2 separate regions of the Homo sapiens genome follow, and region 2 is linked to region 1. The links are chromatin contacts, found by Hi-C or POLR2A ChIA-PET in ENCODE. All regions are on one chromosome and are shown on one strand. Each heading gives the region's core, a stretch centred on a gene start or an enhancer-like site at or near the end of the contact. The rest is flanking DNA. Distances are from core to core; before and after follow the strand shown. Region 1 holds the start of SLC38A4-AS1 (SLC38A4 antisense RNA 1). Region 2 overlaps SLC38A4-AS1 (SLC38A4 antisense RNA 1).

Evidence for each region. Hi-C counts contacts between places; a loop is a spot of excess contacts on that map. ChIA-PET counts read pairs that join two places held with the same protein, here RNA polymerase II (POLR2A). Pooled maps may share reads with other maps.
Region 2: a map of endothelial cell of umbilical vein shows a loop between it and region 1 (7-fold over the local background). The contact joins the enhancer-like site here to the promoter of SLC38A4-AS1 in region 1. A Hi-C loop is called at or near these places in 39 of 168 maps with a recorded cell type or tissue (A673, CD14-positive monocyte, IMR-90 and 24 more) and 25 of 50 pooled maps. POLR2A ChIA-PET finds 5 or more read pairs at or near these places in 18 of 52 experiments (AG04449, AG04450, BJ and 13 more).

What each region holds. Positions count from the first base shown.
Region 1 is chr12:46,382,008-46,385,473 of GRCh38, reverse strand. It overlaps SLC38A4-AS1 (SLC38A4 antisense RNA 1), which reads right to left and starts at 1,798. Exons shown (of 4, transcript NR_125380.1): 1 at 1,779-1,798. RefSeq lists silencers at 1,793-1,862, 2,013-2,372 and an enhancer at 1,927-2,434.
Region 2 is chr12:46,560,890-46,564,177 of GRCh38, reverse strand. All of the region lies in intron 3 of SLC38A4-AS1 (SLC38A4 antisense RNA 1), which reads right to left. Among named protein-coding and RNA genes, the nearest start is that of SLC38A4-AS1, 180 kb to the right of the region's middle. Within about 2 kb of position 1,822, at least 8 of the 41 ENCODE cell types and tissues checked have a DNase peak (open chromatin) inside an H3K27ac peak, as active enhancers do; they include A673, CD14-positive monocyte, PC-3 and 4 more, where a contact is called at or near this core.

The sequences.
Region 1 (3,466 bases), core at 549-3,048:
GAAGGTTTCAAGTGCAGAAAAGAAGGTTCCAGAAGGAAAAAACCAGTAGTATCTTGCTATCAAATCTATCCATTATTTAGGTTTCTTTGGGAAATTTCCTTTTCATTTGGCATTATGTCATCGTCCTTTCAAGGGTATTCACTTTTTGAATACATTTCAATCGATATATATTTATCGAACCCTGAAGACTAAAAAGCCTCATCGTCATTCTCCTGGAGGATTCACCATTTGCTCGGGGCTAAAGGTGTATGAAGACAAACCTTTCTCCTGAGAAAAAAAATGAGTTCTTAGGTCAAATATTTCAATAATCTACCCTTTAAGAAAAATGTAACACTGCCTTGGAATGCATGATTTCTTCATAAGACTTCCTTTTTACAATTGTGTGTGGCTTTCTACCCAAACTAACTTTAAACATCCCTCCACAATAAAATTCAGGAAGGCCACTTTAATAAAACGAGGGGGAAAATCCCACCAAAATGTAAACTTAATATTTCAACACAATTAAATTTATTAATAAAGAATTTCTATTGCATAGTGAACAAAGCATTGGATTTACCTGACAGTTTGGGGTCAAATTCCAGTTCCTCCTCTTAGAGAAGGAATGGCCTTGGGCGAGTTATCTAACTTCTCCAAGCATCAGTTTCCTCATTTGTAAAAGGTCAATAATGGGGTAAGAATAGCCCCTACCTCAGAGTTGATGAGAGAAATGAATATGCACACATTTACAAAGACCTTAAAGTAGTGCGTACCCTAAGCCTTATATGAAGATTATTATTCTTTCTAATTACAATAATTCTAATTGCAGAAATCTATGCGAAAACAATACACAGTTCTGGCCAAAAGAAGTTAAAACAAATGTGAAAAATAAGCGACATCCAGAAACTTCAGCAGCTCCCTTCTGTCCTATGCCTCAAGGTACCAGAGAGGGAAAAAGACCCCCAGGAGAGGCTGTGAGGAAACCTGAACTGCAAACCCACCACGATGTCTTCCTGGGAAAGGCAAGTTGGTAAAGAAAGATGTGAACTCTATTTCAGGGTAGTATGTTTTTTTCATTTGCTTCCAAGACTTTGATGGAATGACTTGAGAGGAAAAGTTCACAATTACTAGAAAGAACCTAAAAGGACATGAGAGATGAAACCGTTGCAGTATTTTTGAAATAAATGTTTTCCTGCAAGAGCAGAGTCATGGGCGGGGTGTCTGTGTAATATCTACTCAACACAGCCGAAGGGTAAGAGGAAATCTTGGTAAGCCGACTTCCAAGTCTTAATGGGGAACCATACGGAACCAACTGCACGCCAAATCCCACGCTCACCGAAGCTTCAGGGATTTTCTTGTGGGTCTGGGGGTTTAATCTGACAGCTCCTAGAGCCTTCAGGACTTCCCGGGCACAGATAATGGGCCGCGACTGCACCCCCGCGTCCCTCCTTGGGGCGCAGGCTTTCCACAGCTACAGTTCTCCACGTCAGCAGCCACGTACACAAGCGCCGGCAGCTGCCAACAGGGCGTGCCCGCTTCCAACCCTGCACTCTCCCAAGCAGGACATCCCTGCACCGCCCGGCGCGTTCGCGAAAACTCCGCGGGGCCTCGAGGCGTCCCGGGATTAGCCCTGACGCTGTAGGGCTCTCTAGGTTTTCCACGACGCAGGGGAGCGTAACTGGAGCGCACCCGACAGCCTCTCAGCTTGCCCAGGCTCGACTGGATGGGGCTTTGCTGGACCCCCGACCCGACCCCCACACACCCGGGCGGCGGGGCCCAGGTACCTGCCAACGCCTCCGCACCTCATCGTCCCCTCTGCTTCCCCTCCTCCCTCTCCCCGAACCCTTCCCCCCTCCTCCCCGCCTCCTCCCCGCCTCCTCTTCGCCTCCTCCTCCACCTTCTCCTCCCCCCGACCCCTGCTCCCACTCTTGGCTCCAAGTCCGCGCGCGGGCTGGGGAGGCGGTGCCGAATGAATCACCGTCACGTGGGTCGCGGGCGCGCAGAGGCGGGCTGCGCCCGGGCGGCTCTGGCGCTCGGAGCGTTAGTGGAAAATTTCCGGAGATCTACTGGGGCTGCGCGCCGCAGGCCCCGCCCGCCGCCTCCCCGCTCCTTCGTATCCCCACCTCCTTTTCCCCCTCCCTCCTCCTTTTCTCTCTTCCCCCGCCGTTTTCCGGTCGCAGCCGGGCCCCGACATTGCGGAGGTTCCTTTCTCTCCGGGGAGCGGCGCTGCGCACGCCCCGCCCGCTGCAGCGCCCCAGGCTGGCGCCGCCAGACCCCTTTGCCCTGGGGCCGCCAGCCCTCGCTTCCTTCGCGCGGCTCCAAGCCGCCACGCGGCCTTGCCCCCGACCTTGCGTGTAGCCTGCTGGTATCCTGAGAGGCCAGGAGCGGCGTCCTGGCGCCTCCGCCTTCGCCTCTGGGGCGCCGCACCCCCGCCACCTCCGTTCCGCATTGAGTGAGACCCCCCACATCTCCGGGCGGAATGTGAGACAAAGGGAGAAGACGGTGACGATGGGCGTCTTGTCTTCTCATTTAGAATTACTGCACCGCCGTTTAAACAAAGCACATGCAAGGCCAATTGTGTTTTACCCACTCCCACTTAACCACTGAGAAAATAAGCTATTTTCTCTATCCCATAACATTCTCCACTTCGTTTTCCCAACCACGAACAAAATTTATTCCTGAGACAGCAACTTTGAGGATTTCGTTGACCTCATCCATGTAGAAGTGACAAATGGTTACACAACAAAATTGTTTCACTCAAAGGGGGTTGTTGTGTACGTGGTTCACCTCAATAAAACACACATTTAACTGTTTCAGCAACTGTTTAGCCCTGGACTGTCGCCCGGGTTAATGTCGCTGAATGGGGTGGGGGGTTGAAAAGTGGCATTAGCGCCACGTGTCCCAAGACGAAGTGACATGGAACCGGAGGCAGGTGCCTTAATCAGTCACGAAGTGCCAACGATGTCAGTCAAAACAGTTGGGAGTTTTATTGAGTAAAGATCTCAGAACCAAGCCCATATATTAAATGGTTCCCATCTAAGAACCAGAATTGCAGGTGTGTTAATTTTAATAAATCGTTATTTCAGTATCTTAGCCCTGGGCAAAGAAAGATCCGGAAACTGACTGAAGGCCAGGAATGTAGGTTCATCGTGGCCTACGAGTGCTTTGGGTAGCACACCTTCTTTCAGTCACTGTCATTTCTCTTTAGACAAGAAGACCCCTAACAAGTATTAAAATAAAGGTATTTTTTAATGATCCTGTTTTGGAAAATTGTAAGGATCTGAAATTTTTAATTTTTTAAAACAATGGAGCACTTCAATAAAACTTCTATTTTCTTTACTAAGAATATACACAGCTTGTTTTTTAGCTTAATTCTTGATTGTTGCTGTGACCTTACCACATTCTGAATAACCTTAAGCATGTATATGAGAATCGTATCTGTGATTTTGCTTTCACATTTCACTTTCCAAGACACTTATTGGTAATTAGC
Region 2 (3,288 bases), core at 573-3,072, 180 kb before region 1:
ATTTCAGAAGAAGACATACCAATGGCCGACAGGTGTTTGAAAAAAAATCCTCAACACCATTAATCATTAGGGAAATGCAAATCAAAACCACAATTAGGTACCCCAGTTAGCATGGCTATTATGCTATTGTCAAAAAGACAAGAAAACAAATACTGGTGAGAATGTAGAGAAAAGGGACTCTTAATCACTGTTGGTGTGAATGTAAACAGTACAGACATTATGGAAACAGTATGCAGTCTCCTCAGACAACTACAAATAGAACTACCAAATGATCCAGTAGTCCCACTACTGGGTATTTATCCAAAGGAAACAAAATCTATATATTAAAGAGAAATCTGTACCTCCATGTTTATTGGAACACTATTCACAATAGCCAAGATATGGAATCCACTTAGGTATCCAATAACAGATAAATGGATAAAGGCTACATGTTTTCACACAAGCTAAATAAATAAATAAATAATAATTTAAAAAAATTTGATCTCCTAGGAGTAAAAAGTAGAACAGAGGATACTGGAGTCTGGCAAGGGTAGGGAGAGGTGGGGACATGCATGGATTTGTTAAAAGATATAAAATTACAGCTAGATAGGGGGAATAAGTTCTAGTGCTCTATACCACTATAGGATGACTATAGATAACAATAATGTATAGGTTCAAATAGCTAGAGGGAAGATATTAAATGTTCTCAACACAATAAAATGAAATTATGAATATGCTAATTACCCTGACCTGATCACTACACATTATATATATATCAAAACATCACAATGTACCACATAAATATGTACAATTATTATATGTCAATTTAAAATTAAATTTTAAAAAAAGAAATATTGAGAGGGATGATAGTGATGGTTGCACAACAATGTGAATGTACTTAATGCCTCTGAACTGCACACTTAAAAACAGTTAAAATGACCAATTTTATGTTATGTATATTTTACCATAATAAAGAAAAACATAAAACTTCCGTAGAAGAGTCTCAACTGAGTGCATACAGAAGTCATTTACTGTGTTCTGTTTGTGTTCTTGCTGTGTTCCTGCCCCTCATTATTTCCTTGCGCCGCAGAGAAAGAAAGAGACTGAATAGAAAGCCTGTTGCATTTGTGTTTTTTCCTGTGTGCCAAATGCATGAATCAACTACCGTTTCCACTTGATGTCACACAGGCATCTGAAACTCAAAGTATTGCACAACTGAATGCATTGTCTTCTCTCCCATGCCTACTTTTCCTCTTCTATTCTTTACTTATATTGGCATCAAAATTGTAAAGTAAAACCTTTGGCTTTAGTCACAGACACTTGTATTTCAAACAACCACAGTCCAGCTTCCCAAGATACCGCAGATGTGGGTTCCAGCAGCACATGGTGTATTGCCCTGTATCTCAATCATCAAATCAAAAAACTGGGGAGCTATACTTGATTTCTCATCTACTCAGCCCTGCATCTCATTCTTCAAGAATAACTGACTCTACCTCCTCAGACCTCACAGATCTGCCCCACTTCTTCATTCTTTCCAGTATTACTTTAGCACCTAACTAGTCTTGCTATTGTTAGTTTTGCCTTACCCTAATCTATCCTTCAATGTGTTATCAGAGTGACCTTTCTAAGATACAAATATGTGTAGGTACCTTTCATGTCTGAAAAACTAAACTAAAGATGCCTGCTGCTGCCATTGTAGCAACTCCTATTCCAGGAAATAGGAACGTAGATGGAAAGAACATAAAATAGGAACTGAATGACATGCAATATCTGTTGACCAAGATTACATCACTCTGGTAACATCCGTATGTATCACTGATGAAGCATTTATTTATTTATTTTTCAACCAATTTAGAAAGTTTATTTTGCCAAGGTGAAGAACACGTCCATGACACAACCTCAGGAGATCCTGGCAACATGTGCCTAAGGTGGTGGGGGTACAGCTTGCTTTTATATATTTTAGGGAGATAAGAGACATCAGCATATGTAACATTGTCATTGGTTCTGGTAGGGGGTTGGGGTTCCAGGTCATAAGTAGGTAAAAGACAAAAGGTTGCATTCTTTTGAGTCCTTCATCAGCCTTTCACTGAATACACAATGTAATCTGGCTCAGTCAATCTGCATTTTTACATAAACAATAGGGCAGAGGAAGCAATCAGGTATGCATTTGTCTCAGATGAGCATAGGGATGACTTTCTGTCCCACACCTGTGAAGATAAGCTATTGGTTTCCATAGCCAGGGTGAAATTCAACAGAACAGAGCAATTCTCCTGTCTCAGCCTCCCAAGCAGCTGGGATTACAGGCGTCTGCCATCACGCCTGGCTAATTTCTGTATTTTTAGTAGAGACGGGGTTTCGCCATGTTGGCCAGGCTGGTCTTGAACTCCTGACCTCAGGTGATCCACCTGTCTCAGCCTCCCAAAGTGCTGGGATTAGAGGCATGAGCCACAGCACCCAGCCTGTAGCTGTATTATTGAGGAATAAAATGGGAGGCATGTTTGCCTGATGTAGTTCCAGGCTTGACTTTTCCCTTGGCTTAGTGATTTGGGGCTCCTGGGGTTTATTTTCCTTTCACAGTGATATCTATTTTTTTTTTTTTTGGTTGTTTTTTGTTTTGTTTTGTTTATGAGGTCAGTCTCGCTATATTGCCCAGGCTGGTCTTGAATTCCTGGGCTCAAGCAATCCTCCCGTCTTGGCCTCCTGAATAGCTGGGACTATAGGCATGCACCACCGTGTTCGGCTTCTTTAGTGATATCTTCTGAGCACACAAAGCACCAGCTAACATTAACATGCTCATGATTTTGGCAACCCCGCCTAGGGGTAAAGTGTGATGAAGCATTTATAAGTTAAATCACCTCTGTCATAAATTGGTCTCACAGAATAGTCCTTTCTTTTTTTACAGTCCATTTTTTCCCACTTATTTCTATTCTTAATTTCAAAAATATTTAATTTTCTAATTATATTTCTCACACATTCAAGAAAATAACTTGGAATCTAGAAATAAAATGCAACAGCATCTGTGATATCATTAAGCAGTGAGCACATCTTGTAAAAACAGAGAAAGTTACACTCCCAAGGTCTATGAGCAGGTGCAATACACCTTGGCTGCTGAAACCCACATCTGCAGAGTCATCGGAAGCTGGACTGTGAGTGCTTGAAGTACAAGTGTATGTGACTAAAACCAAAGGTTTTACTTTACAATATTCTAAAAAGTCAAAAGTGTGATGAAATACACAACCAAATAGGTAGTTTAAAAAGAAAAAATTAAATGATCATTATCTATAAGCAATGATTTTTGGTTTAAAAACC